Regions from separate parts of the Mus musculus genome. Here all the other regions are linked to region 1. A link is a loop called in an ENCODE intact Hi-C map of the cell type or tissue named here. Cell type or tissue: heart. All regions are shown on one strand. Links, peaks and the distances in the headings refer to the core of each region. The heading gives the core; the rest is flanking DNA. Region 1 overlaps Adcy10 (adenylate cyclase 10). Region 2 has its middle 16 kb from the start of Tiprl. Region 3 overlaps Dcaf6 (DDB1 and CUL4 associated factor 6). Region 4 overlaps Dcaf6 (DDB1 and CUL4 associated factor 6).

Region 1 (7,599 bases), core at 1,002-6,001:
TTCCAGCATTGGAGTCTCCTCTTTTGTGAGCTCTCTGTTTACATCTGTACATTTTATTAGGTTATCATTTGTTTTCTTCATATCCAGTGGGATGTTTTTAGTTTTTTAAATAGATACATTGGATGCTAGCCCTCTATTGTATATGTAATCTTTTCCTATCCTGGAGGCTGCCACTTTGTCCAAATGACAGCATCCTTTGCCATGCGGAGGCTTTGCAGTGTCATGAAGTCCCATTTGTTGATCTTAGTGTCTGTGTTAACCGTGCTCTATTCAAAAAGTCATTTCCTGTGTCAGTGAGTTCAAGGCTATTCACCGATTTCTATAAGATTCAGTGTCTGGTCTTATGCAGGGTCTTTCATCCAGTTGGAGTTGAGTTCTCTGCAGGGTGATAAGGTTGGATTTATCTGCATTCTTCTCCATGCAGCCGTCCGGTTTGACCAGCACCGTTTGTTGTAGATGCTCTCTTTTTTTCCAGTGTGTATTTCTGGATTTTTTTTATGAAAAATCAGGTGTCCGTAGGTGTATTGATTTATGTATGGGTCTTCAATTCTATTCCATTAATCAAGATGTCTGTTTTTATGCCGATATCATGCTGTTTTTCATACTGTAGCTCTGTAGGACAATTTGAGTTTAGAGTTGATGATGATCCAATGGTTCTTTTATGATTCAGAATTGTTTTAGCTATCCTGTAAGGTTTTATTTGTTTTTTGTTGTTGTTTGTTTGGTGGTGGTGTGGGTGTGTATGTGTGTGTTATTGTGTGAAACTGGAAGTTATCCTTTCAAGATGTCTGAATTGTGTCTCAGCTTCTCTCTCCCATCTACTGGATTCTGTTGGTGAGGCTTGCCTCTGAGGTTCTGTTCAAGTTTTTCATTTCCAGATTTCCCTCAGTTTGGGTTTTCTTATTGATTCTATTTCCACGTTCAGGTCTTGAACTGTTTTATTCATTTCCTTCTAATGTTTGTTTTGTGTTTCCATAGATTTCTTTAGTGGAAGAATTGTGGTGGAGGTTTGATGGGGACTGCATTGAATCTGTAGATTGCTTTTGTTAGAATGGCCATTTTACTATGTTAATCCTGCCAATCCGTGAGCATGGGAGATCCCTCCATCTTCTGAGATCTTCAATTTCTTTCTTCAATGCCTCAAAGTTTTTATTATACAAGTTTTTCTCTTGCTTGAGTAGTGTTACCCCAAGATATCATTCGTGTGTGTGTGTGTGTGTGTGTGTGTGTGTGTGTGTGTGTGTCTGCGTGCATGCATGTGCGAGCGCGAAAAAGTGTGACTTTGATTTCTTTCTCAGCTCATTTGTCATTTGTACATAGAAGGGCTACTGATTTTTGTGAGTTAATTTTTAATCCTGCTACTTTGCTGAAAGTGTTTATCAGCTGTAGGAGTTCCCTGCTAAATTGTTAGGGTCACTTATGTGTAACATCATGTCAACTGCAAATAACAGTACTTTGACTTCTTCCTTTCCAATTTGTATCCCCTTGATCTCCTTCATTTGTCTTATTGCTCTAGTTAAGATATCAAGTACTATACTGAATAGGTACATAAAGAGTGGACAACTTGTTCCTGAGTGTAGTGGAATTGCTTTGAGTCTCTCCATTTAAGTTGATGTATCATATCATAAAATCTACTTTAAGGTCTTTAGATTGTACTTCAGCTATATTATATTTCTCAGAACCTGTTATAGTAAGGTTGCTGGACTCTGGTAGGTACATATTATCCTAACTATTCTTGATTGTGGTTTTATGCTATCATCTAAGCATCTGGATTTGGGATGATTGTAGTTCTGGGTACTAATATCTGGTCTTGTCTTTGTAGGGTGGGTGTTTTGTTCTTTGGTTTCTGTTGGCCTCTCTGGTTCTTAGGAGGGTGTGGTGGCTGTGAGCTGCTTGGTAGGGATTGCAACTGGGTTCTTGCTAGCTGTGGCCACTAGGGGTTCCTGGTAAAGTGTGTTTCTAGGTATTAGGAATTGTAACTTAGGAATGGGGATGAGCTAGAAGGAAGGGATCAGGGTGGGGTGGGCACAGGGAGAAGAAAACAGTACATTTCCATCAGGATCTGCTTAGTCCCCTGGGATGGGGGCAGAGAGTGAGAAAAGGCCACTGCAGGTGTTCTGTAACAGAGCTGAGGTTGAGACTGGGGGATTGGAAGCAGAGAAGGGGAGGAGGGAGGGGGTGAGACTGGGGGGTTGGATTTGGAGGAGAAGAGGGAAGGGTGAAGATTCTCAGAAGATTCCCACCTGTGTGGCAGGTGGGTTAATGCCTGCTGGACATGAAGGCTCTATTGGGTTTTGGGTTTGGTTTGGGTTTGGGTTTGGGTTTGGTTTTTGAGGAAGGGTCTTATTCTGTAGCCAGGCTGGCTGGGAACTCAGTGATGATCCTCCTGCCTCAGTCACCACCACTCACCACCACTGGAATGCTGTGATTGCAGCCATAGCCCTCTAGGCTTAGCTAGAACTTTGTTTAACCTCACTGATCATCTGCTGTTCACCCCTGAAGGAAGATCTTAGTCAAGACTAATTTGCTTAGAGCCAACTGGCAGCAAAAGGAAGTGCCAGCATAGCCTCCCACTTACAACTTAGGCCTTTCAGCGCTCCAACTGTCACCCACCCTTCAGAGCTTTCTCACTCTCTGTTTGACATTATACCTTAATTTACTTAACCTCTTGCCTATAGATAATGACCTGATACCCCCACACAAGCATGTGCCCACGAAAACTCAACATCTGTGTTTACTTTTTATAAGGGACAAAAGATAACAGGCCCAAAGAGGATGAAGAACAGAGAAACAAAAGGAAATGGAATCTGGCTAGACTGACCGAGGCTACTCCCTGGCAGGGTTTCCCTTTTCCTGGAAGTAGACGGGTCCATGGCTGTCCTCCATAGGCTGCTCTTTTGGGTAGCTGTTCAGGATTGGGTGGAAATCCAGTCACAGTTTTTTTTTTTTTTTTCATATCGAAAAATAATCCTACAGGCAGAGGCAAACAGATCTCTATGAGTTAGAAGCCAGCCTGGTGTTCACAGTGCGTTGCGGGCTAGAGGGGATATGTAGTGAGACCCTCTCTCAAAAAAAATGAAGGAGATTGACAGGGAGGGAGGGAAGAGTGATCCCTTTCGGGTTATCAACAACTCTAGCTCTGCCAGGACTCGATCATTTATTTAAGTAAACGACCATCCACGAGTTAGAACAAAACCACTGGAGGAAAACAAATGGGAAAGAGAACAAATGCATCCGTTAGATTCCCTCCATTCCCAACTTTTCTTTCCAGAAGACCTACTTGGGGAGACAGTTTCCTGGTGCTGAAAAATCCTGACCATTGTCCTTGAACATGAGTGCGCGAAGGCAGGAATTACAAGACAGGGCAATCGTCAAGATAGCTGCTCACTTACCAGACCTCATCGTCTACGGAGATTTCTCTCCGGAACGGCCGTCAGTAAAATGTTTTGATGGAGTTCTGATGTTTGTTGATATTTCAGGCAAGTGACCAAGGGATTCTTGTTTAATGCGGGGGAGCAGCAGGCTCACATCAGAAGTCACATGCAGGTTGTGATGGTGGTAGGGGCACCATTTTCTACCCCCCAGGCTGTTAGAGCAACAGAACAGCTCATCTCACTGTGCACACAGGAAAGAGAGAATGACCTCTGGCCCCAGATGTCTCTCATCTTCCCTTCCCCCAGCTTTCAGTCACAGGCATGTCTGTGAGGCACTTCTGGCTCCAGTGTCCCTGCCCCAACTTCATAGCCTGGTCTCCCAAGTCCCACACATATCTGCAACAAACTAACTCAAGAGACGAACTGCTCCTGTCTGCACACTGATACTAAACCTGTCTCTTCAGAAGCATTGGGGAAATGTGTGGCCTTTAAACCACGGAACAAAACCTTCTATTTCCAACACTATGCCATTATCACTGTTTACACTGGGAGCCTAGAAGGAAGAGATGGCCTTTCCTGACCCTAGCTTACTAAATTCTGCGTGCACGGCTACTGTCTGGCCACACACTAAGGTCATTTGAAACTCTGCCACTTTTAGTGGGTCCCACTGCAGGGCCAGTGGGCCCTCTGCTGGCTGTGCTTAACTCGAAGGAAACCAGCTGCTGTTTCTTACAGGTTTTACTGCAATGACTGAGAAGTTCAGCACGGCCATGTACATGGACCGAGGAGCCGAACAGCTCGTGGAGATCCTCAACTACTACATAAGTGCCATAGTGGAGAGTAAGTATTCTTGGGGGTTGCTGGACAGTAGTCAGACTGTTTGTATTTGTACAGTCACCTATCATTATCCATACTCTCCAGGAAGTCCACAAACACACACACACACACACAGGCACAGGCATAAATACACACACATAGGCACACACACAAACACACACACACACACACATGCCTCCTTCTGATTAGAGGTTTGTTTGTTTTTGTCAACTTGACACAAGCTAGAGTCATCTGGGAAGAAGGAACTTTAAAAACAAAAAACAAAACAAACAAACAAACAAACAAAAACCCACCTTCATCGGAGCTGGAGAGATGGCTCAGCAGTTAAGAGCACTGACTGCTTTTCCTAGCAGTCCTGAGTTCAATTCCCAGCAACCACATGGAGGCTCACAACCATCTGTAATGGGATCCAATGCCTTCTTCTGGTGTGTCTGAAGACAGCAACAGTATACCCATATACATAAAATAAGTATAAGTAAATCTTGAAAAGAGAAGAAAAGAAAAGAAAAGAAAAGAAAAGAAAAGAAAAGAAAAGAAAAAGGAAAAAAGAAAAGGAAAGAACACCTTATCAGGTTGGCCTGTTGGCAAGTCTGTGGTGCAACTTCCTGATTGATAGTTGATGTGGGAGCTTCCAGCCCACATCAGATTCCCTGGATCTGCAGTTATATAGATGGCTGTGAGCTGTCACATGGATGTGGGTGGTACGACTCCTAGGCAAGTGGCACTGGGTCATATGAAAAAAGCAGTCTGGATGAGCCATGGGTGCAATACAATACACAGCACTTCTCCATGCTCTCTACTTAAATGTCTGCCTCCACGTTCCTGCTTCACTCTTGCCCTGAACTCCCTTCATAATGAACTGACAGATACAAGCTAAACCAAGCTCTTTCCTCTCACAAATATGGATGGGGTTTATTGCAACAAGAAAAAGCTAACCAAGATGGTCACCAGCACTTTTAATATGCTACAATACAGTTAAAGAATATGATTAAGCCTTATCAGTAGGACTACATGAGAGAAAGAATGTTTTGTGTTAAAGACCTGAGTTTATAGCCCAGGCTGGCTTGGAACTTATATAAATATGACCTTGAAGTGTTTTAAAAAAATCTTCTTGCCTTAGCCTACCAATACTGAGATTATAGAAATGAGCCACCATTGATGTTCTTTAAAGTTTTATTTATTAATATTTATTCTGTGTATGGGTGTTGTGCCTGCATATTTGTGTGTGCACAGATGCATGCCTGGTGTACACAGAAGACAAAAGAAGGTATCAGATTCCCTGGATCTGCAGTTATATAGATGGCTGTGAGCTGTCACATGGATGCTGGGAATCAAACCTGGTCCTCCGGGAAATCAGCCAGAATTTTTGTTTGCTTGGGGTTTGTTTGTTTGTTTATTTTGTTGGTTATTTTGAGACAGGATTTCTCTGTGTAGCCCTAGCTGTCCTGGAACTCACTCTGTAAATTAGTCTGGCCTCCACCTCACAGAGATCTACTTGTCCCTGCTTCCTGAGTGCTGAGATCAAAGGCATGCACCACCACCACCAGGCTCAGCCAGAGCTCTTAACCATTTAGCAATCTCTCTAACCCTAGGCTAACGCTCTATAATGTAGAAATAAAATCTATGACCCCCTAAGACTTAGGAAACAGAGGCAGAAAGAACATAAACAAAGTTACTTAAGTTACAGAGTGACTTCCAACTAGTCTTAAGTTGTGAGACTGTTTCAACCCCCATCCCAAAAGCATAGTGGTAGAGTACTATTCCAGAATGCAACAGAAAAGCTGGCCTATAGAGAGCATTCTTGTACACTGGGAAGAAGGCAAGCATCCTTGGGTCTTGGGAACTCTGCCCTCCTGTTTCCTGGCTTGTTTGATTTTTGTTTTGTTTATTTATTTGTTTTCCTAGAACACAGATTTACTTCACTGGCCTACACAGAAGTAATGAAATGTTATGTTTGATAGACGTGTATTTTCTAAATTGCTATTCTTACTATCCCGTTTCTTCTCCTCTTCTTCCTCCTCCATCCTCTTTTTCTCCTCTTTCTTCCTCTCCTCCCCACCCCCACCCCCTGCCCCAAGACAGGGTCTAGGATTTATCTATGTAGCCCAATCTGGCCTCAAACTCACAGTAATTAATCCTTCTGTCTCAGCTTTCCAAGTCCCAGGACTACAGGCGTGTGCAACCATGCTACCAAGCCTGCTTCTACTTTACCAATGAGTAATGTTCGCTAAAGAATCAGTCTGACTTAACTTTTCTTTATTTCTTCTTCTTCTTCTTTTTTTAGAAGTGCTGATTTTTGGAGGAGACATCCTAAAATTTGCAGGTATGGAAGCTATCTGAGATGGGAAGGGTAGAAAGGAAGAACCGAGTAGCCTGCCCTGTCACAAAGGAGGCACCTCGGGGAGTCGTGGTCAGGGAATGGGTTGAGAAATGTTTGAAGCAGCACAAGCTTGTGCAATGTTCATGCAAAACACCCCGATCTCCAGGGTAGGGCTAAAGTCCCCAGAATGTCTCTCTTAAAGGTGATGCCTTGCTGGCCCTGTGGAAAGTGGAACGAAAGCAACTGAAGAACATCATCACGGTGGTGATTAAGTGCAGCCTGGAGATCCATGGCTTGTTTGAAGCCAAGGAGGCTGAAGAAGGCCTGGACATTCGAGTTAAGATAGGTAAGGATCCAGAGCGGATCATGATGGTGTATGCATGTAATCTCAACTCCCAGGAGCCTGAGGCAGGAGGATCGCTGAGAGTTTGAGGCCAGCCAGGGTGACATAACGAGACAGTCTCAAAAAATACACAAAAGATTTGTGAAAGAACAGATGCTACAGTAGTTGGGGTCTGGGTCCTCATGCCTAAGAACATGCTGGCCTGGCCCTACCATGATGCTTTGGAACTTTGCTAGCCAGAATACAATTTTTTGCTCATTCACTGACCGTTTGAGAGAACTGGAGATGATCATGATGTCTATAAAGTAGGCTATTATAAAAGTAAGGTATACTAGATGTGGTAGGACACATGCCTATAGATGCCTATAGTCATATCACTCAAGGCATACAGGAAACTATTGTGAGCTTGAGGACAGCCCAGGCTATACAGGGAACCTTGTCTCAAGAAATGACTACTTCTGGGCTTAGAAATATAACTCATTTTTCAGAGTGCTTGCCTACCATGCAGAGTGCCTTGGATTTCAAGAACCACATGAACCAGGTATGGTGGAAATGCTTATAACCTTAGCACTCAGAAAGAGGAGGCAGGAGGAGGAGAAGTATAAGATTACCAGGTGTGTAGCTCCGTTGCAATAGTACAATGATGTGCAATTTCCTGAGTTCTGTTCCTGGTGCTTTATAAACCAGGCATGATGGTACATGCCTTTAATCTTAACATTTGGGTG
Region 2 (7,599 bases), core at 1,016-6,015, 250 kb before region 1:
ATTTTACTGTCTGCTTGTTTATCATTCGTATGTGTGTGTGTGTGTATGTGCCTGCCTGCTTGTCTGTCTGTCTGTCCTAAACTTTTGTGGAGGCAGCTCTCTCTAGGTCTACCTTTATGTGGGATTGGGGATTGAACTAGGTCTTGCTGGCAAGGGTCTTTAGCTGCTGAGTCACGTCGCCAGCGCTGATTGTTTTGAGACATGGTCTCGCCCTGTAGTCAGGTCAGCCTTAAACTCGAGTTCCTTCTGCTTCAACCTTCCACGTGCCACCAAGCCTGGCCACTGTTTAGCATTTCTCATATGCTTGGTCCATGAGGGCTACCCACAGACCTTTACCTCTAAGGTAGGTACCATTTCCTAGAGCCTAGGGCGTTCAAGTCTCTTCCTGAAGACCACAAGAGTTAGGATCCACACCAGAAACATTTTCTTCCTGCTAGGACACAGGCTAGCTCCTTTCTTTTCTGTTAAAGCAAAAGGCTCTAGACAATGATAATTATATGTATCAGAAAAATCTCAGAAGAAATTTGTTTTTCGTCTCATAAAAATCAATTCAACTTTCCCTTGTCTTTGCCCTCTTCTGGAACATTCCACTTGAATACTTATATGTTTATATATTTAACCCACCATCATAGCTAGAGTTGTACAGTCTACATTTTAAATTTCAATGTACTGTTGGAGTATTCTTATATTTTAAGTATTTTAATAGTGCATATCAACTATACAGAATAACGTGTTTATTCTAACATTTTCATCTGCATAGAAAACGTGTTTGATCATGTTTACCTCCCTGTTATCCACTCTTACTCCCCTGCTGTCTACTTATCCTCAGAATAGCATGTTCTGCGTATTTGTTTGCACTTTTACTTTTGGGAAGAAGGTTTTGTTTTTGAAATAAGTCCCAACAGTCCTCTTCCTACTTTTGTTTCCTTAGAGTCTGCACATGAGAGAAAATATGCTGTGTTTCATCTTTCTAGATCTGGCTTACTTTTCTTAACACAGTAATGATGGTCTCCCCTTCCGTCCAATTCTCCTGTGAAGACAATGGTCTAATTCTCCATGTATAAGATATATAAAGACATAAAGAGTGCCCACTCCCTGGGGCATTGGGCCTATAATATGCATTTTAATGTCATCCCTGTTGCCTGCTGCTTTCCAATAGCTAAGGCAATATATATTTTCCCTAGTTCCTGAGGGTGTGATGCCCTGGTTCTAAATGTTAGTCTGAAAGTTAAATATGAGGGCACAGGCCTATCATCCTAGCGCTTTCAAGGCTGAGGCAGGAGGATCATGAGTTTGAGGATAGTCTAGGCCTTATTTAAAAAAAAAAACCTTCTTCTCAAAAGTAAAAGTGCAAACAAATATGCAGAACATGTTATTCTGAGGATAAGCTACAGACAGAAACATTTGTTTAACAGGTGTTAGGACCCAGTCGTGACAGCCACTTCAAAGTTCTATGTGAAAGTTTTGAATAGGAGAGAAAAAACCCCTTCACTGCAGGGTTGGTGAAGAAATGTGTAATGGGCAAGGAACAGCCACTTCATGGGAACTCCCCTTACCAAAGGCTTCCATTGTAAACATTTCTCCTCATAATCCAACAGCCTGTGTAAGTAGCACACACATCCTGAAAAACACAATTCAACTTTAAATGTTATGTCCTACTAGCTGTCCATCTCACTGGCCACAGTTACCTTGGGCTGGAGAGATGCCACAGCAGTTCAGGACGTCAATGCTCTTGAGTGGATCTGGATCTGAGTCCCAGCCCCGACGTGTGACTCACAACCATCTGTACCTCCAGTTCCAGGGAATCCAACCCCTTCTGCTGACTTTGGTGGGCACCAGGCACACACACACACACACACACTAAATAAAATAAATATTAAAAAATTAAGCTATCTTTTCTCATAGTTTTTTGGTGTTAGCCTAGTTACACAGGAGGCCATCCATAATGGGACATTTCACATTTAGCCTTACAATAGAGAAGTGATTTTCTTTCTTTCTTTCTTTCTTTCTTCCTTTCCTTTCCTTTCCTTTCCTTTCCTTTCCTTTCCTTTCCTTCCTTCTTTCTTTCTTTCTTTCTTTCTTTCTTTCTTTCTTTCTTTCTTTCTTTCTCTCTTTCTAATTATCACCTTTTAAAAAAGATGTATTCATTTTATTTATATGAGTATATTGTAGCTGTCTTCAGACACACCAGAAGAGGGCATCGGATCCTATTATTGATGGTTGTGAGCCATCATGTGGTTGCTGGGAATTGAATTCAGGACCTTTAAGAAGAGCAGTCCATGCTCTTAACCGTTGAACCATCTCTCCAGCCCGAGAAGTGATTTTCAACAAAATATTTTAAATTCAGTTTTAAGTCTATACATACTGTGTGACATAGGGCCATCACCAAAGCTGAAATTGGAATGATTCTTGCAGTAATATTATTTTTTCTCCAAATATATACATTTTTTTTTCCTTTTTTTGAGACAGGATCTCACTGGTAGCCTTGGCTAGCTTGAAACTCAGAGAAATCTACCCGCTTCTGTGTTCCTAGTGCTTGGATTAAAGGCATGAACCACCACATGCTACTCTGTGAAGTTTCTATCATTCATAGCATTAAAATATTCAGTGAGTCTAAAGCTTCAGGAAAGAGAAAGACATTATTACATTGTATTGGACTAGAAGGGTTTTTTGTTGTTGTTGTTGTTGGTTTTTGTTTGTTTGTTTGTTTTGTTTTGTTTGCACTCATATTGGCACTACATGTGTCCCTTCTTGTTTGCCTTCCCGGTCATCTTCTGCTGCTTCTTATCCTTTCCTTTATTTCTTCCTGCCTCCATTTCCCATCAAAGTTCCCAGAGTGGTTCCCAGGGCAGCTTTTGCTCACCACTTGGAACCTCGGCCCCAAGCCACAAAATGTGGCTTCTGCAGATCCAACTTTGGCCACTAGGGGACATCTGCTCTCTTGGCATGAAAAGAGAGGTGGAAAAATCCAAACCTAACAAACGAAAAAACAAAAAACAATACAAAACAAAACCCTTTTCGTCACTATTTTCTCCCAAACCAAGGGCAAATACAGAGAACTAAAGAGAAGGCCCAGCTTTATGGCTAACATGGTTTTCGAGTTTAAGGTGATGAAAGAAGACTGTACATTGTCACAGCTGATGGGTCGCAGCCTTGTCCTGTGGCCATCACGGGAGAGTGGGGGAAACTCGCTGTCTCTCAACACTTCTTGTCTCAGTCTTGTCTCCCTAGGCGTGACCTCATTACCTCGGGAAGATTTTCCAACCTGTTCCCCTTCCCCCCAGCCCTGGGACCCCCTTAGCGCCCTCCTCTTCCATCCCATCCACCCCTTTCACTTCCACCTCCAACCTCCTCTTCTGCTTCAGTCCTGATCTCCTTGCACTGGCCAGGAGGGGAAAACTGGGCCGCCTGCTTCGGATTAGGGTTTCCTTAGCTCTCCAGGAGGGCTCAGTGAAAGCAGAGTTGAGTTTTTTTTTGTTTGTTTGTTTGGTTTTTTTGTTTTGTTTTGTTTTGTTTTGTTTTGTTTTGTTTTGTTTTTTATCCCTAGGCAGTCTCAAAGGGTCTTGATTGTTCATCTCCACTGCCCAACAGCAAGTTGGGATTAGAGTCATGTTTCAAATCCAGATCTTCAGCCTTCAAGGGGTGGACTTCCTCTAATACCGCAATCTGTCCTTTAAAGGACTAGTGAGATGGCTTAGCAGGTCAAGGTGTTGTTTGCTGTTCGATGTTCACCATCTCTTGACATTTAATTTTACCCACCAGGAACCTTGTTTCCCTAGCTGCTCCTAACTGGACTGAAAAAGGAAAAAAACTCAGTCTGCTTCCATTCATTCCTTGTAACTACTCGACCCTGTAAACCCTGTTGTCTGTCTTTTCTTCTTGATGCTCTTACAAAAACCCAGCCTGAGGACCTGTGGTTCATCACCAGGATTCACGTGGTACAAAAAGAGAGCCCACTTGTACAGTTGTCTTCTTGACTTCCACATACTTCTTGATGGCACATGCAAGACACCTCCCTCCCCCACCCACCCACACATACAAATAAATAAAAGGTAGGTGTATGACAGGATATTTTAAAAACCAATGGCAATAATCGAATGTTGTGGATTTAGGGTCAGCGAGATGGCTCAGTGGGTAAAGGAGCTTGCCACCAAGCCTAGCAACCTGAGTTTGATCTCCAGAACCAACACAGAGGAAGGGGAGAGCCAACTTCTGCCGGTTACACACGGACCTCTCTCTAAACATGCAAACATGCTAAACAAATATTTAAAAATATTTAAAGAAAGCTGTTAATTTGATATGTTAATTGCATCGTGATATAGAGTTCTAAAGCTGAACAAGGCCCGTGGAAAAAGAGACCTTCTCCAAGGTTCAGGGCTGCATTGGAAAAATGGATTCATGTATGTATGTACATATGACATGAAGATAGAAGTGAACTCAAGAGCCAATGGGCCTAAGGGAGGAGTGTGGGAGGAAGTATGCTCAATGTGTGTCCTCATGTAAGAATGTCCTTATGTGATACAATTCCATGAATAGTGGATTTTTTAAAAAAGGGAACGTCCTTATGAAATCCAGTTCTATAAATAATGAATACAGGACAACAAAAAGTTTAATATCCTAAAAAAGAAGAAAAATGATTTTTTTTCTCCATCCTGCAAGAGCACTGGTTCCAAAACTTCCTAATTTTACCTGGGAAAAATAAATACTCTGTGGTCTTTGCATTTCAGTTTGGTGGATGGCCAGGGGTAACTTCCAACTAGCATTGGCCACACCTAATATCAAACAGGAGAGAGAGAGAGAGAGCCTACTCCAAGGAAAATTGTAAGGTAGCTGGGAAGGACTTGTCTCCCATTACACCAGGTTTTCTTCTTGTCTGGTTCTAAACTAAGTCAGGAATTACTATTTGAAGTTTGTGTTAGACAGACATCTGAGATGAATCGACTCAGAGAAGAAAAGTTCCTTTTGCTTCTCAGATTTGGAGTTTTAGTTCATAACCAACTGGCTTCCTCCATTGCTTTGGGCCTTTAGGACCATACTGCGGGAGCATGAAGAGGAATGAAGACTTTCATTTCAGAGTAGCTGAGAAGCCAAAAGGAAAAAGAAGGGATTCGGGCACCACAGGTTTCTTTGGGGGGTGAGCCCCAGTGACCTAAGAGCCCCTCACTAGATACCATCCCTTTATACTTTGATTTGTTCTTGAGATGGGGTCCCACACTTAGACTCAATTGAACCCACCCTCTCCTTAGTACCCTCAAGTAGTAGGGACTATGGGGCCCCATTGCTGCACCTAACCTAAGGCCCCCGTTCTTATGAAATTTCCACCTCCTCTTGGTCCCAAGCTGAATACTCAGCCTTTACTGCAGAAACCCAGGGGGGACATGTTAGAGTCAAAGAACAAAGTTAAAACAGATTAAAAAACAACAACAACAACAAACTTTTCAGCATTTATCTATTGCCAACTTAAACAAGAGATCTCTCTACTGGAGATGAGAGATGGCTCAGTGGTTAAAAATACTTGCTGCTATGGGAGAGGACCTAAGTCCAGCAACTCACAATGACAACAGTCTGTAACTCCAGCTCGAGGGGATCTGGCAGGCACCCTCTTCTGGACTCCATGGCTCCATGGGTACTGTATTCTCTCTCTCTCTCTCTTTCTCTCTCTCTCTCTCTCTCTCTCTCTCTCTCTCTCTCTCTCTCTCTCTCACACACACACACACACACACACACACTTACACAAATGAGTTTTTAAATAAAAGTAAGATTTAAGAAAGAATGTTTTCTGGAGGTTGCTATGTGTCCTGATGAATATGAACCAACCATTTCTTCAGTGATTTTTTCCTTTAGTTTAGGCAAAATACCCTTGATATATTGATTTGTTTCTGTGACTTTAGAAGGGTCCATTTCTACATGTAGCAAAACGTATAGGCTTTTAGGGGGATGAGATAGATGTCTTCACAGAGCAAGGCTGGAAAATTGCCTTGATCATCAGATTTACGCGGCAGGGTTGTGATGAAGTTGAACCCACAGTCTCAGAAGAAGCTGCCGACTCCTCTATACTGGACATTCTCCTTACAGTGTATTAGCTCTAGAACGTGCTGGCTGCACGGATAGTTTTATGCCAACTTGACACAAGCTAGAGTTATCTGAAAGGAGGGGAACCTCAGTTGAGAAATTGCCTCCCTAAATTCAGCTGTAAGGCATTTTCTTTCTTTCTTTTTAATTAGGTATTTTCTTCATTTATATTTCCAATGCTATCCCAAAAGTTCCCCATGCCCTGCCCCCCATCCCCCCCCCCCCCACTTCTTGGCCCTGGTGTTCCCCTGTACTTAGGCATATAAACTTTGCAAGACCAATGGGCCTCTCTTTTCACTGATGGCCGACTAGGCCATCTTCTGATACATATGCAGCTAGAGTCAAGAGTTCCGGGGAGTACTGATTAGTTCATATTGTTGTCACACCTATAGGATTGCAGAACCCTTTAGCTTCTTGGGTACTTTCTCTAGCTCCTCCATTGGGAGCCCTGTGATCCATCCAACAGCTGACTGTGAGCATCCACTTCCATGTTTGCTAGGCCCAAGAATAGCCTCACAAGAGAGACCTATATCAGGGTCGTTTCAGCAAAATCTTGCTAGTGTATGCAATGGTGTCAGCATTTGGAGGCTGATTATGGGATGGATCCCCGGGTATGGCAGTCTCTAGATGGTCCATCCTTTCGACTCAGCTCCAAACTTTGTCTCTGTAACTCCTTCCATGGGTGTTTTGTTCCCAATTTTAAGAAGGGGCAAAGTGTCCACACTTTGGTCTTCCTTCTTCTTGAGTTTCATGTGTTTTACAAATTGTATCTTATATCTTGGGTATCCTAAGTTTCTGGGCTAATATCCACTTATCAGTGAGTGCATATCATGTGAGTTCTTTTGTGATTGGGTTACCTCACTCAGGATGATGCCCTCCAGGTCCATCCATTTGCCTAGGAAATTCATAAATTCATTCTTTTTAATAGCTGAGTAGTACTCCATTGTGTAAATGTACCACATTTTCTATATCCATTCTTCTGTTGAGGGGCATCTGGGTTCTTTCCAGCATCTGGCTATTATAAATAAGGTTGGGATGAACATAGTGGAGCTTGTGTCCTTCTTACCAGTTGGAACATCTTCTGGATATATGCCCAGGAGAGGTATTGCAGGATCCTCCAGTAGTACTATGTCCAATTTTCTGAGGAACCGCCAGACTGATTTCCAGAGTGGTTGTACAAGCTTGCAATCCCACCAACAATGGAGGAGTGTTCCTCTTTCCCTACATCCTCTCCAGAATCTGCTCTCACCTGATTTTTTGATCTTAGCCATTCTGACTGGTGTGAGGTGGAATCTCAGGGTTGTTTTGATTTGCATTTCCCTGATGATTAAGGATGCTAAACATTTTTTCAGGTGCTTCTCAGTCATTTGGTATTCCTCAGGTGAGAATTCTTTGTTTAGCTCTGAGCCCCATTTTTAATGGGGTTATTTGATTTTTCTGGAGTCCACCTTCTTGAGTTCTTTACATATATTGGATATTAGTCCCCTATCTGATTTAGGATAGGTAAAGATCCTTTCCCAATCTGTT
Region 3 (7,599 bases), core at 1,220-6,219, 130 kb before region 1:
AGGATCGCTGTGTCTTTGCCCTCTGGGAAATGCTCCTGAGAGCCCCGCCCTCTGCACTAGGTACTGAACACTCCTTGGCCAGGAAGGGAAGAAGAGCCGCACACACAAGCTTCTCATTTGAACGGCTGGGGAACACTGGCTCCACAGAGCAGGGTTAGAAAGCAACTGCAGAAGCTGCTTAAGCACACTTGACATCAATAACCTGAAGCTCGAGGGTCCCGTGAAGAGCCCTCGTGAGGAGGAGGATCAGAAGTGGAAGTGGGAGGCTGATGCTGGGCCTGTGCTAGCTCTTGCTGCCTCTGCTGCTCAGCCTTCTTAAGCCTCAGCTGCTGCAGGCGCTTACGGAGCAAAGCTATCTCAGGCCCCCTTAAAAATTCTGACACAGATAGGAAAAGAAAGGAGACAGTAACACAACAAAAAATAGTATAAAGTTGATTATACACTTAAAAAGGGAAAGATTAAATAAGACATGCTTTAAAGAGAAATACTAAAAAGAAATACTGATAAAAAGTCATTAAATTATGAGACAGTCTATGCATATGCAATCAGATGTTTCTCTTTAATTATCACGAATTAGACACATAATTTCTATAAATATTTAAGTAACCAAACAAATGAAAATAAAATATCATAAAAGCAAAACACTATTTTAAATTTATTTTATAGTTTTTTATATTATGGTACTTCGAACTGCATATAGGGCCTAAGTACATATCACTCACTGCACTACACACTTAGCCATTAAGAATCTAAATTAAACATTCAAATAGTCACCATTTTTCTTCTTTGTACAGAAAAATAACACAGAATAGTTATAAAATATTAATTTAAAAAATCTAAACAAAAATTTCAGTTACTTTACTAATTTCAGTCAAGTAACAATATTCAATAAAACAAGTAAATAGTTATATATTTTAAAACAATTATTAGAATTCATTATAACTTTGAAAAATTAAAGTTGTATGTCATACCCTTAAAAAATGTTTCTTCTTGTGTCAGAATTGATATTTTAGCTAAAAAGGTTTATATAATATTTTCTTAATCTTTTCTTTGGAAATACCCAGGTGAAAACAAAAATTACACAAATTTATGCAAAGAGGTAGCTGTATACCTCTTACATATGAGACTTCCCGGACAATAAAACATTGAGCAAAATAATCCTTACCCCTATGGAGTTTACTCTGAGGGAAAACAGACATCTGTGAATATACATTACATGCACATGCACATATATCTCTATACATGCACACATGTGTACCCCAGGGTACCAGCTATATTAAACTAGTACAGAAGGCTTGCAGGCTAGATGAAAGGGAAAGAGTGCTGTTTTGTGGACAGTTCTTAGAAAAGCCTTCTAGTCCCTGATTTTAGTGGGATTGCTTCAAGCTTCTCTCCATTTAGTTTGGTGTTGGCTACTGGTTTGCTGTGTATTGCTTTTACTATGTTTAGGTATGGGCCTTGAATTCCTGATCTTTCCAAGACTTTTATCATGAAGGAGTGTTGAGTTTTGTCAAATGCTTTCTCAGTATCTAATGAGATGATCATGTGGTTTTTGTCTTTGAGTTTGTTTATATAGTGGATTCTGCTGATGGATTTCGGTATATTAAACCATTCCTGCATCCCTGGGATGAAGCCTACTTGATCATGATGGATGACCATTTTGATGTGTTCTTGGATACAGTTTGCGAGAATTTTGAGTATTTTTGCATTAATATTCATAAGGGAAATTAGTCTGAAGTTCTCTTTCTTGTTGGGTCTTTGTGTGGTTTAGGTGTCAGAGTAAATGTGGCTTCATAGAATGAATTGGGTAGAGTACCTTCTGTTTCTATTTTATGGAATAGTTTGAGGAGAATTGGAATTAGGTCTTCTCTGAAGGTCTGATAGAACTCTGCTCTGCACTAAACCCATCTTGTCCTGGGCTTTCTTTGGTTGGGAGACAATTAATGACTATTTCTATTTCTTTAGGGAATATGGGACGGTTTAGATCATTTATCTGATCCTGATTTAACTTTGGTACCTGGTATCTGTCTAGAAAATTGTCCATTTCATCCAGATTTTCCAGTTTTGTTGAGTATAGGCTTTTGTAGTAGGATCTGATGATTTTTTGGATTTCCTCTGTTTCTGTTAGGACTGCCCACTCTCTCCCAATCTATTCAATATAGTACTTGAAGTCCTAGCCAGAGCAATTAGACAACAAAAGGAGATAAAGGGGTATAAATTGGAAAGGAAGCAAACTATCACTATTTGCAGATGATATGATAGTATACATAAGTGACCCCAAAATTCCACAAGAGAATTCCTAAACCTGATAAACAACTTCAGCAAAGAAGCTGGATATAAAAATTAACTCAAACAAAACAGTGTCCTTCCTCTACACAAAGGAGAAAGAAATTAGGGAAACAACACCCTTCACAATAGTCACAAATAATATAAAAGACTTTGGTGTGACTCTAACTGAGCAAGTGAAAGATCTGTATGATAAGAACTTCAAGTCTCTGAAGAAAGAAATCAAGGAAGATCTCAGAAGATGGAAAGATCTCCCATGCTCATGGATTGGCAGGATTAATATAGTAAAAATGGCCATCTTGCCAAAAGCAATCTACAGGTTCAATGCAATCCCCATCAAAATTCCAAATCAATTCTTCATAGAGTTAGAAAGGGCAATTTGCAAATTCATCTGGAATAAAAACAAACAAACAAACAAACAAACAAACAAAAAAACCCCTAGGATAGTGAAAACTATTCTCAACAATAAAAGAACCGCTGGTGGAATCACCATCCCCGACCTCTAGCGGTACTACAGAGCAAATGAAATGTTCGACATCCTCAGTCATCAGGGAAATGCAAATCAAGACAACCCTGAGATTCCACCTCACACCAGTCAGAATGGCTAAGATCAAAAACTCAGGTGACAGCAGATGCTGGAGAGGATGTGGAGAGAGAGGAACACTCCTCCATTGCTGGTGGGATTGCAAGCTTGTACAACCACTCTGGAAATCAGTCTGGCGGTTCCTTAGAAAATTGGAAATAGGATCCAATTGTGTAATAATGTCTCTTTTTATACTGTTCTGAATCAATTAAGCTGAGGACCCAGCAATACCCCTCCTGGGCATATACCTAGAAGATTCTCCAACATGTAATAAGGACACATACTCCACCATGTTCATAGCAGCCTAATTTATAGTAGCCAGAAGCTAGAAAGAACCCAAATGTCCCTCAACAGAAGAAAGGATACAGAAAATGTGGTATATTTACACAACGGAGTACTACTCCACTAATGAATTTGACCATCTAGTGATTGCCATATCCAGGGATCCATCCCATAATCAGCTTCCAAACACTAACACCATTGCATATACTAGCAAGATTTTGCTGAAAGGACCGAGATATAGCTGTCTCTTGTGAGACTATGCCGGGGCCTAGCAAACACAGAAGTGGATGCTCACAGTCAGCTATTGGATGGGACACACGGCCCCCAATGGAGGAGCTAGAGAAAGTACCCAAGGAGCTAAAGGGAACTGCAACCCTATAGGTGGAACAACAATATGAACTAACCAGTACCCGGGAGCTCTTGTCTCTAGCTGCATATGTATCAAAAGATGGCCTAGTCAGCCATCACTGGAAAGAGAGGCCCTTTGGACTTGCAAACTTTATATGTCCCAGTACAGGGGAACGCCAGGGCCAAAATGGGGGAGTGGGTGGGTAGGGGATTGGGGGGTATGGGGGACTTTTGGGATAGCATTGGAAATGTAAATGAGGAAAATACCTAATAAAAAAAAGATAAAAAAAAAAAGAAATCACATTCACATCTCAAAAAAAAAAAAAAAAAAAAAAAACAATGAATTTGCTGGGCAGTGGCAGTGCATGCCTTTAATCCCAGCACTTGGGAGGCAGAGGCAGGCAGATTTCTGAGTTCAAGGCTAGCCTGGTCTACAGAGTGAGTTCCAGGACAGCCAGGGCTATACAGAAAAACCCTGTCTCCTCAACAACAACAACAACAACAACAAACAAACAAACAAACAACAACAACAACAAAACAATGAATTCATGAAATTCGTAGGCAAATGGATGGAACTAGAAAATATCATTCTGTGTGAGATAACCCAATCACAAAAGAACACACATGGTATACACTCACTGATAAGTAGATATTAGCCCAGAAGCTCCAAATAACCAAGATACAATTCATGGACCACATGAAGCTCAAGAAAAAGGAAGATCAAAGTGTGGGTGCTTTGGTTCTTAGAAGGTGGAACAAATTACCCATGTAAGGAGTTACAGAGACAAAGTGTGGAGTAGAGACTGAAGGTATGACCATCCAGAGACTGCCCCACCTAGGGATCCATCACATATAGTCACCAAACCCAGACACTTTTGTTGATGCCAACAAATGCTTGCTGACAGAAGTCTGTTATAGCTGTCTCTTGAGAGGCTCTACCAATGCCTAACAAATACAAGTTGGATGCTCACAGCCAACCATTGGACTGATCACAGGGTCTCTAATGGAGGAGCTAGAGAAAGGACCCAAGGAGCTAAAGGGGTTTGCAGCCTCATAGGAGGAAAAGCAATATGAACTAACCAGTTTCCCCAAAGCTCACAGGATCTAAACCACCAACCAAAGAGTACACATGGTGGGACTCATGGCTCCAGCCGCGTATGTAGCAGTCATCAATGGGAGAAGAGGGAGGCTCTAGGTCCTGTAAAGGTTCTATGCCACAGTGTAGAGGAATGTCAGGGCCAGGAAGCGGGATTGGGTGGGTTGGTGAGCAGAGGGAGGGGGTAGAGGGGAGAGAATAGTGGTCTTTTAGAGGGGAAATCAGGGATAACATTTAAAATGTAAATAAAGAAAACATCTAATAAAAGAAAATATAAAAAGAAGAAAAAAAGAAAAAGAAAAAGAAAAAGAAAAGCCTTCTAGGGTGCTATTTGACCATAGTCTCAAGGACTCAAGGTTCATGGCTATCCTAAAGAGCTGTTCCAGGAGGAGGAAAGGACAAGGAAAATACTCAGGGGAAACATCGGAGATGTGAGAGACAAAGGCAGCATCTTTTACCTACTATTTGCCACAGTGAAGAACAATAAAGAAAGAACAATTCACTCTGGAAAGAACTAATACCCATCCAGTGGAGAAATTAACCAGAGACTGAACGTAAGAGTCAAGGATTCCTAACAAACCTGGATGTCTCTTGTGATGAAACTTCAAGGCTCCTGATGACAGGTAATAACTGAGCCCTGGGGAACTTCAGTGTTTGAGAGAAAACAAACAAACAAACAAACAAAAAACCCCACCAACCAACCAAACAAGTAAGCGGAAATGCTATAGGTCAAGTGAGAAGAGTGTGTCCACAAAGGGTGGAGACAGCTAGTGTGTCGACGGTTCTGATACACTCCTGAAAAGGACATTGAGACCTGACAGCTGGCTTTTGCACTGTGTAAGTCAACGACAAGACTGATGAAAGTACACTGTCATGGTGTACTAATAGGAGCCAGAACCAGACTGCAGCAGGTTCACCAAGTGGGGCGATGAAGTCGAATAAAAAGGTAAACTCTGCAGAGCCCTGAACACTAGTAGAAGAGGGGAGGTTATGGGATGGTGAGGAAGAAAGGTCAAAGGGAACTTGGTATGTCTTAACTGGGAGAAAGTTCCTGCTGCTCGAGTATGCTTAATTGAGGAGAAGGAAAAGACAATACATAAAAAGAAGCAGGTGAGTGCAGGACAGGCATTACTGAACAGACCAAGGACACGGAGGAGAGGAGGGTACACAGCACCAAAGGGCAGGCGAAGTATGTGGGGAAGCATATTCTCAGTGGCAGACTTGGTAACAGAAGCACACACACACAACTCCTCTCAGTGACACTTGCAGCAAACTGCATTTCAGCCTCTTGTGCAAATTTTGTTATTTGGGGAACAAGCATGCTAGTGTCATTACTCTCTTATTACTATGGCCTCTGATGATAAAGAATTGTCTTCAACCAGCTAACTAAGAGTTAATGAACAACTCATCCTGAGAGAGGTAACCCATACACAAAAAGACAAATACTAGGTACACATTTTCTTATATGTGGATACTAGCTGTTCAGTCAATGATAAGAAAGGTACAATCAATACAGCCACAGAGAGTAGGTATAAAGTAAGGGACTAGAGGGAACGAATAGATCTCCCTGCAAAGGTAAATAGAATGCACAGTTATAGATAAAGGGGAATGAAGTGGGAGATCAAGCAGGAATGGAGAGAGGAAAGGAGGAAATGTGGGGAAAGACAGCTAAAATTAAAGACTATTTGAGTGGTAGTATGGAAGTAGCAGAAGCTTCCTAATATGTATGTATGTATGTATATATATATATATATATATATACATACACACACACATATATATATATTACACACACACACACACATATATGAAGATAATCTAAATAACACTGCCAAGTAACAGAGGAGACAGAGCCTCAATTGGACATCTTGTCAACAAATGTGCTGGGATTAGGCTACATGTAGTTGAGTTATTAGAGAAACAACCCAGGCTGTTGCAAATACTATAGGTTGTGAGAGCAACAAACTGATGGCAAGGCGCTATTGCTGAAAATACCTACACAACTCACTGAACACAGAGAAGTCAAGCTGGCACTTATGTAGAACCTTTACCCTCACTGGACACTGTTCTTGGTACTAGAGGGTACTCTGAATAGTACTGAAGGAGAAACAACACCAACCCAGCTAAAAACACTTTGCTCTAAGATGGTGTCCTGCCTGCATGGTATGCTAATGCAATGGTGGTACAAAGTTGGTAGGAGTAACCAACCAATGTCACATTTGACTTAAGGCCTACTTCCCAAGATGGAACTCATAGCCATGTTGCTTGGTTGACCAAGAAGTTGAGACTCAAGAGCCCAAGGACCTAGGGTAAAACCAATACTATAGTTCTACTAAAGGAATGTAGTAATAAACAGCTCCTAATGACATTCTGCTATACTCATAGATCAATGCCTCACTCAGCCATCATCAGAGAAGCTTCATCCTGTAGATGGGAACAGATACAGAAACCTACAACCGGATAATATACAGAGAGTGAAGAGACCTCAGAACACTCATCCCTAAATGGGATGTCTTCATCAAATCCTTCCTCTGAGGGCTCAGGGGAAATCTATGGAGAGGAGGCAGAAAGAGTGTAAGATCTAGGGAGGGTGGAGAACACCAAAGAAACAAGGCCTTCTAAACAAAACAGGAATGGCAAACATGAACTCCAGAGACTGAGGCAGCATGCACAGTGAGGCCTGCACAGGTCTGCATCGAATGTGGATCTAGAGCTAAAATGAAAAGTAGGCCACATGCCTTGTCCCTAACCCAGATGCTGTCTCAATTGAGAACCACTTGCAAATGAAAATTTGGTTTTTCTCCAGGAGTCTCACTGGGGAAATACACTACTCTTTTTTGTTTTTTTTTTTTTAAAGGTGTGTGCCCCCATCCAGGCACTCCAGTTACATTTGTTTTTAAAGATTTATTTATTTATTATATGTAAGTACACTGTGGCTGTCTTCAGACACACCAGAAGAGGGCATCAGATCTTGTTACAGGTGGTTGTGAGCCACCATATGGTT
Region 4 (7,599 bases), core at 1,418-6,417, 110 kb before region 1:
GCAATAAGATTTGCTGATGAACTGAATAGGATACAAAGAAATCGAAGAATTCAAAATTACTCATGAGTTATTAAAATAAGCAAATTAAAATTAAAGCATAAAAGGACTGCTAAGGGCTGGTGAGATGGCTCAGCAAGTAAAGACATTTTCCGCCATAAACTTGGCATGCACACACACACACATGTACACACAAACACACCACAGCACAAACGTAATTTTTTTTAAAAGAGTTTAAAAGAAAAGGACTCAGTTGGACCATTAAGGGGATGGGAAGGACAGGAGGCTGCAATACTTTTATTTTGGACATATTATTAAATTTAAAATCACTGAAAACATCCAAAACAGTCCCAAGTAATAATTAGACAAAATAATCTGAAACTTGGGGCTGTAAGACAAGACTTAAATGCACCTTTGGGAATCATACAGTAGAGGAAATCGCAGATGGATAGAGTTTATGTAGAAAAGACAAGAGAGTCATCCTGAGAGGTTCAACCACAGTACTCAATCAAAGTAGACAGAAAAAGAAAAACTAACGACGTTTATTAGAAGCTGAGCCATGATGGAGAATAAGAGCAAACAGCATGTGTGGTGTAAATATCAAGAAAGGCAAGAAGGGAAAGACTGTTAAATGCAACCGAATCAAAGCTCTATGAAGGCACCGACAGAAATGTTCTCATGATTGGCACGATGCAGCTCACTGGTGACTGCCAAAATTTCTACAGGAAAAGGAGGCCGAAAAGCAGCTTTGAGTTGGTCCATGAATAAATGGGGAGGGTGTGAAACGGGGCTGAAGAGAAATGAGGAAGTGAAGAAGCAGAGCCTTATTTGGAGGAATGTAGGATGGTTGAGAAAGGCTTTCTTTCAGATAACAGTATGTTTGTGACTAGAAGGAAAAATTCAGCAGAAAAGGCAATAATGGCACAGGAAAAGAAGTGACTCTGGGGAGGCAGGGGACCAGGAGTCTTTCCCTGGGAAGCTGGAAAGGCAGGCTTCAAACTGATCTGGCCAGGTGTAAGAGGAGGAGTTACATTTCTTCCAGGCAACCTACATGTGCGCATTAGGAAGTTGAAGTGGTCCAGAAAATGAGTGTTTCCGCTCTTCACTGCGATGAAGCTTGCAGCTTATGGAGGGGAGAAGGGCAAGCCAGAGTACTTTAAAAGCCAGGAAAGGGCAAAATAAACACGCAAAGGCGCTGAGAGGAAGAGTGCTCTGAAGTGTTCACTGAGATTTGTGGTGCGACGTTCACCATCATCGCCAGAGGATTCAGGTGTAGACTACGGACCCTGAAACACTGCAGCAAGTTTTCAGTCTCACTGCCTGTGGCCAAGTACTCACAATGACAAAGGAAGGTGTAAACGCGCACATGAAGAGGTATCCGCAGCAGGCTGAGCACAGAGAACAGTCATATCCACATGTCCAGCTTTACACGACGTGCTGACAGACACCACAGCTCTAGACTGACATTCCCACCTACCACAGTCTCACAATGGACAATTCCCAGGGTCTATTAAGCCGTCTAGACTTGGATGGGCTTTGGTAAGCACAGAATGATCAGAAAAGAAAACAAAAACATTTCGTCCTTCCAGATGAGATGTCAGGCTGTAGGATGATGGAAGGGTTACTGCCGAAACAGCTGTAAGTGTAATCTATAGCTCACACCAAATCATTCTCCTCAGAACTGGTACTCTTTTAGACCCGGGAAAATATTCTACCATAGTGTGTAAAAGTTAAGCAACATTCTCAATCTACTAATTCAAAAACAATCCCTTTCTTTAAAATTTTTATGGACAAAGGTACCAAATAATATTCAAACAATGATCATTTGGCCGTCACAAAAGCATTCTTCAGCGCTTAGTCTATCAGACCTAAAAGGCGTTCAGCAGCTTAAACCTGGTATAAAAATGCACAGCACAGCTAAGAAAAAACATTTCTTAAAAGGCTCCAAGAATATTTAACTCACAAATGTATTTAAGAAACAATTGGAACTAGTTAAGATTCAATACAACTTACAACTAGTCTACAGAGTCTTTTTAGCTAAGTTTTCTCAATAACTTAGAATTGCTTACAGACTTTCAGAATATTTGCAATAACACTAGCACTTTTAAAAAATCCCGATCTTGAACCTTACAGAGGACCTGGATTCAGTTCCTAGCAGCTGCGTGGGGGCTCAAAACTGGGCTAACTCCAGGCCAAGGAGGCTGATGTTCTCTTCTGGCCTCCTCAGGCACAAAGTGCAAATGTGCATGGGCAGGCAATATAGACACAGAAAACAAAAGTAAGTATTTTAAAGTTTTTCTTATCTTTACTAATTTCACTAGTTTGGGTCTACTTTCAACTCCTTTGACCCTGTTTCTCAAAGCATTCCAAGTATTTTATTTTCCCTCAAGCTGAAATGCCATGTGAAATGTGAAAGAGATGGCTTTCTAATTCGGCTTTAGCTTACTGTTTTGATAAACTATACACAGTGTTAACAGTTATGCAGCTAACTCTATTATTCCCATAGAAAGTGAATATTAATTATCAAAAATGAAAGATAATGATCAAACTACTTAATTCAAATACCCCATTATCTGGGATCTAGCATCGGTGACAACTTGGAGGTGAAGCTGTTAGGAAACTGTCAGAGGTCTTACTTTAGGTACCAGCATTAATACTAACTATATTCCTTGATACTATTTTTGTTCTGTATTAAGTAAAATGCCTCCTTAGAAGAATTTAAAAATAATAGACAAATGATTTTTACTATATTTAAAAGTACACAGTTAAAATTTCAAGTAGACTATATATTTACTGAAATTATTGTAAATAGTATATTCCATAGTTGGGGTGGGAAAAACATGAGAAGTTACTGTACTGAGAGAAAAATGTGTTAACAGATTTTATGAACTGATATTTTTGACTAACATCAAGTACTATAAAGATAAAGAATTAGTAAGATAATTCTTTTTCATAAATATAGTAGGAAAATAATTCTTCTGGCAAAGTATACTACATTTTTGAGAAGGGACCACTGCAGGTTCACTATTTTCAATATACTCAAAGTACTTAATAATTTGAAGAAAAATTGAAAATATAAATACAATGGAAATAATAATAATGAAATATATTTTCTTGTCATTTTAATAGAGATCTAGAACAGTATTTTGGTTAATAATGGTTTGTAAAATAATCTTTCAGTGTATTACACTATGTCAAAATACTACCTGCTATTACCTTAAATAAAATTACCTTATATAAATTAAAGATTCACTATTTGTAAAAATTCATGAAAACTAGACACGCTTGAATTTTGTGTTTAAGTTTGCTTGTATATTAAAAATGATTTTGGTTACTTATTCCAGCAAGAAGTTACTGTGATTTACAATCTTTCAGAACAGACTAGGTGTTCCTCGGTGTTCAGAGATCAGCACATGAACTTGAAGAATAGCATCCTCACCTGACTGATGATGTGCATGGTGTCCAGACGCCTCAACAGACTGCCTCGGTTCACTGTCTGGGCAAGACAGCAACGAGCTGGAACGAGGGCTTTCTATGGCGGCTGTGGCTGCCTGAGCCTGAACTGGATCTGTAGAGGATGTAGAAGGCTGAAGAAGTGCAGCTGGCATGTCTACATCCATTGCAGTTTCACACACTTCCAAATTAGGACTTGATGGAACCGTAGGAAGAGTTGAAACATCTGGCTGATTTGTTCCACCTTCAAAAAAGCACATGTTAAAGCAAACCCAAGTTTCTAAAAGATCTATTCATTTTAAATTACATGTGAGTGATCTGGTGACATGAACCTAGGTGCCTGCAGAGGGCAGAAGAGGATTCGGGATCTCCATAACTGGAGTTTCTGACAGTTGTGAACAGCCATGTGGATTCTGGGAACTGAACTCAGCTCACCTTCAAGAGCAGTGAGTGTTCTTACCAACTCTTAATTGCTCTTGATCCATCTTCTCCAGCCTCAAACTCAAATTTCAAATGCAAAAAATAAACACAAAACAAACCTCTACAGAAATATTCTGAAAACACACAGCAACATAAAATTTCAGTGTTCTAGTCAGTCTATGTCAACTTGACACAAGCTAGAGGCTGACAAAAAGGGAGCTTCCGTTGAGAACATGCTTCCATACGAGCTAGCTACAAGGCGTTTTCTTCACTAGTGATTGATGGAGAGGGTCCAGCCCATTGTTGGTGGTGTCATCCCTGGGCCACTGGTCCTGGTATTTTAAGAAAACAGGCCGAGCAAGCTAAGAAGGGCAAGCTAGTAAGCAGCACTCCTCTGTAGCCACTGCATCAGCTCCTGCCTCCAGGTTCCTGCTCTGTTTGAGTTCCTGTCCTGTCTTCCTTCAAGGATGAACAGTGATACTAAAGAGTAAGCCGAATAAACCCTTTCCTCCCCTGATTGCTTTTGGTTATCACAGCACTAGAAGCCCTAACTAACACACTCAGTGTATCAGTTATGGCCACTGGTGGTTTGGTCCACTTAATCAAACAGTCTAATCAACAGGGATAAGAATAAATGACATATTCTTGTGAAAATAATCAATCTTGGGCCAGAATGATGGTTAAGCAGGTAAGGAAACTTGCTGACAAGCCGGACTGAGTTTGGAAACTGACCTCCACATACACACTCACACATATATACCAAGTTGTTTTCTGACCCCCACATGCATACTCACACATATACACACATCAAAGAGATAGATGAAAAATTTTAAATAATTACTTTTTCTAATTATATACATACACTTATCTTTAAAGCTTTGCAGACTTCCAATTTTCAAAGTGTATTGATTGGAAAGGGACTTAAAATTAAAAATCTTTTGTTTTGTGTATTTTGAAATTTTGGGTCTAGTGGAATCAGAAGAGAGTTATGACTACATTGGTTACAAAATGCAGTTCGGTTATCAGTTAGATAATATCAACAAAAACTATCTACCAGCTGGGTGTAGTGATGCACAACTTTAATCTCAGGACTCAGGAGGCAAAGGCAGAAGATCTGAGTTCAAGGCCAGCCTCGTCTATAGTACATGTTCTAGGACAGCCGAGCTACACAGAGAAACCTTGTCTTGAGATGCAAATAAATAAAGTAAAATAAAATAACACGCGGACCAGCCACACAAAATCCAAAAACAAAAAAGAAAAAGCAGTTTTGCCCTAAGCAGTTTTACCAGCTCTCTAGTGATTTAACCAGTAAGACAAATTACCTCTGGGCCGAGGTCTTCCTCTTCCTCTGTTGCTTTGTGCAACTTCACTTGCTTCTTCAAACCACCTTGATAACATATCAGACATTCTCTGCATCAGTGACACATTGGGACTTTGCTCTCCTATTACAACATAAATTTTATCAGTAAGTTTAGCAAAAAGTCAGGATCTTTAAATAATACAAAAACCTAGATCTGTAGATCTGAAGGCCTAGAAATCTAAAATTCTAGAAATTAAAAATTAAATTGCCTAAGTAATTTTACATGAACAGATAAAAAGTTATCAGAGTCCCATCACATTTTATAATAATTACATGAGTAAGTACCCATGGGTCTCCTCTCCATCTATGCCTGTTCCTAGGTAACTTTATATCTCCCACTCTTGCTCCATCACTTGTCTATTTACACTTAGAAATGTGCTCTGGGAGGAGCTTATGAACTCCAAGTGGAATAAATTGAAGGAAAGGCTTGCTCTCTCACTACATTATCAAACACAGACATAAAATAACCTTGGGTCTTTAATTTCCCTAAAACAATTCTTGTTACTGTAAAGTTCCAGGTATTTGATGAGATTAAGTCATTCAGGGCTGTATGGCCTCAGATAGTTGCAACTAGCTGACGGAAAATGTATTTTGTCTTTTCAGTGTTACATGTTTTCTTAGTTCAAACAAATATATTTGTTTGCTTTTCCTCTTTAAGGGCATTTGATTTTGTTACACCGTGGGAAATATTAAGAACATTTTATGTCTTAAGTGCTGAGGATATCAAGGGCATTTTAAATGGAAGTATAAAAACAACACTCATGTGGCTTAAAGCAGGGAGACTTGGGAGTTATGATTAGTGTCACAAGCGTCCTGGAAGCCAGTGTGACTAAATAGCAAGGAGAACTGTCAGGGGTACAGAGCAAGACATAGGTTCAAAAGTCAAAACAAACAAAAAGTATGAGGTTAGATTAAAAATGTAATAATTATATAATTCTTTCATTTGGTCTGTTTTTTGAAGACAGAGTCTCTTCATTCTATAGCCCAGGCTGGTCTGGAAATTACTATGTAGTCCTTGAATTTCCAATAATCTTTCTGCCTCAGCCTTCAAAGGCCTGGGATTACAGGTATGGAAGCCACCTTTACATATTGTAACTTTATATTTTATAAAAGTGAACCAAGGATAATATACTTAGGAATACTGTTTTATAAAAGGTCTAATAATAGTTTGAACACAATTTTGGTTATAGATTTATTAAATGAAATATATTCAGATGAATTGTTTTAAAGTTATATATATCTACATGTATGTATGTACATGCTTATGTATATGTATATGTATCTATGTATATAAAGGTTAAATATACATATCTAGTGACTCAGCCATTCCACTTCTAGGAATTTATCCTATGATGTACTAGCACAAATTTACCAAATTATTCTTATTAAGATTTCATTGTAGCATCATTTACAATTGAAAATAATGGAGATAAGGGGTAGAGAAATGACTCAGAGGTTAAGAGCACTTAGTGCTCTTCAGAAGTACTCAGGTTGAGTTCCCAGCATCCACAAGGTGGCTCACAACCATCTATGACTCCAGTGCCAGAAGATCTGATGCCTCCCTTCTGACCTCCACCACAGCACGAGGCACAACATAGTATACATGCAGCCAAAAGCACTTATACAGACAAGATAAATAAATCTTTAAATACCACATGTCACAAAAATCTGGCCAAAATATAGTTACCATCTCGTTCTCGTTCACTTTCTGGCCGTGCTCTGGGACCAGTATCTGACCAATCACCACGAAGTCTCAAGCGCTTAACTGGAGGCTGTCGTAACTGAAATGTAATCAATCATAAGCAGATTCTATGTGAGTCTCAAGAAGAATGGGTTTGGCAGACACTATTGCATACGCCAGCAAGATTTTGCTGACAGGACCCTGATATAGCTATGCCAGTGCCTGGCAAACACAGAAGTGGATGCTCACAGTCATCTATTGGATGGAACACAGGGCGCCTAAAGAAGGAGTTAGAGAAAGTACCCAAGGAGCTGAAGGGGTCTGCAACCCTATAGGAGGAACAACAATATGAACTAACCAGTACCCCACAGAACTGTGTCTCTAGTTGCATATGTAGAGGAGAGGCCCTTGGTCTTGTGAAGATCATATGCCCCAGTACAGGGGAATGCCAGAGCCAGGAAGGAGGAGTGGGTGGGTTGGGGAGCAGGGCGGAGGGAGGGTATAGGGGACTTTCTGAATAACATTTGAAATATAAATGAAGAAAATATCTAATAAAAAATTTTAAAATAGAAAAAAAAGTTGCCATTTCAAAATTTAAAAAAGAAGAAGAATGGGTTTGCTTTCAGTTTTTATTCTGGTGATAGGGTTTGAATCCCTGTGCATCCAAGGTAAATACTGTACCACTGAA

Evidence for each region. Hi-C counts contacts between places; a loop is a spot of excess contacts. Peaks named below come from ENCODE experiments on the same cell type or tissue, not always from the same donor. Only the 100,000 strongest peaks of a DNase experiment are listed, where the experiment ranks them.
Region 2: it touches region 1 in a loop (5-fold over the local background); 3 of 42 quality-filtered maps call a loop at or near these places.
Region 3: it touches region 1 in a loop (3.0-fold over the local background); 9 of 42 quality-filtered maps call a loop at or near these places.
Region 4: a loop joins it to region 1, with 7 times the contacts of the local background. A loop is called at or near these places in 10 of 42 quality-filtered maps.

What each region holds. Positions count from the first base shown.
Region 1 is chr1:165,499,839-165,507,437 of GRCm38, forward strand. It overlaps Adcy10 (adenylate cyclase 10), which reads left to right. Exons shown (of 34, transcript NM_173029.3): 2 at 3,272-3,479; 3 at 4,110-4,214; 4 at 6,496-6,534; 5 at 6,734-6,877. The coding sequence starts at 3,332. Among named protein-coding and RNA genes, the nearest start is that of Adcy10, 18 kb to the left of the region's middle. In heart, for the core only: a CTCF peak has its summit at 4,061 (motif pointing left); no DNase peak of the experiment used is centred there; H3K27ac peaks cover 321 bases.
Region 2 is chr1:165,249,315-165,256,913 of GRCm38, forward strand. It overlaps a transcript of Tiprl not described here. Among named protein-coding and RNA genes, the nearest start is that of Tiprl, 16 kb to the left of the region's middle. In heart, for the core only: a CTCF peak has its summit at 2,923 (motif pointing right); no DNase peak of the experiment used is centred there; H3K4me3 peaks cover 530 bases.
Region 3 is chr1:165,373,860-165,381,458 of GRCm38, forward strand. The region is part of intron 10 of Dcaf6 (DDB1 and CUL4 associated factor 6); the gene reads right to left. Among named protein-coding and RNA genes, the nearest start is that of Gpr161, 82 kb to the left of the region's middle. In heart, for the core only: no CTCF peak of the experiment used is centred there; no DNase peak of the experiment used is centred there.
Region 4 is chr1:165,385,222-165,392,820 of GRCm38, forward strand. It overlaps Dcaf6 (DDB1 and CUL4 associated factor 6), which reads right to left. Exons shown (of 19, transcript NM_028759.1): 8 at 6,918-7,011; 9 at 5,193-5,312; 10 at 3,437-3,694. Among named protein-coding and RNA genes, the nearest start is that of Dcaf6, 71 kb to the right of the region's middle. In heart, for the core only: a CTCF peak has its summit at 3,788 (motif pointing right); no DNase peak of the experiment used is centred there.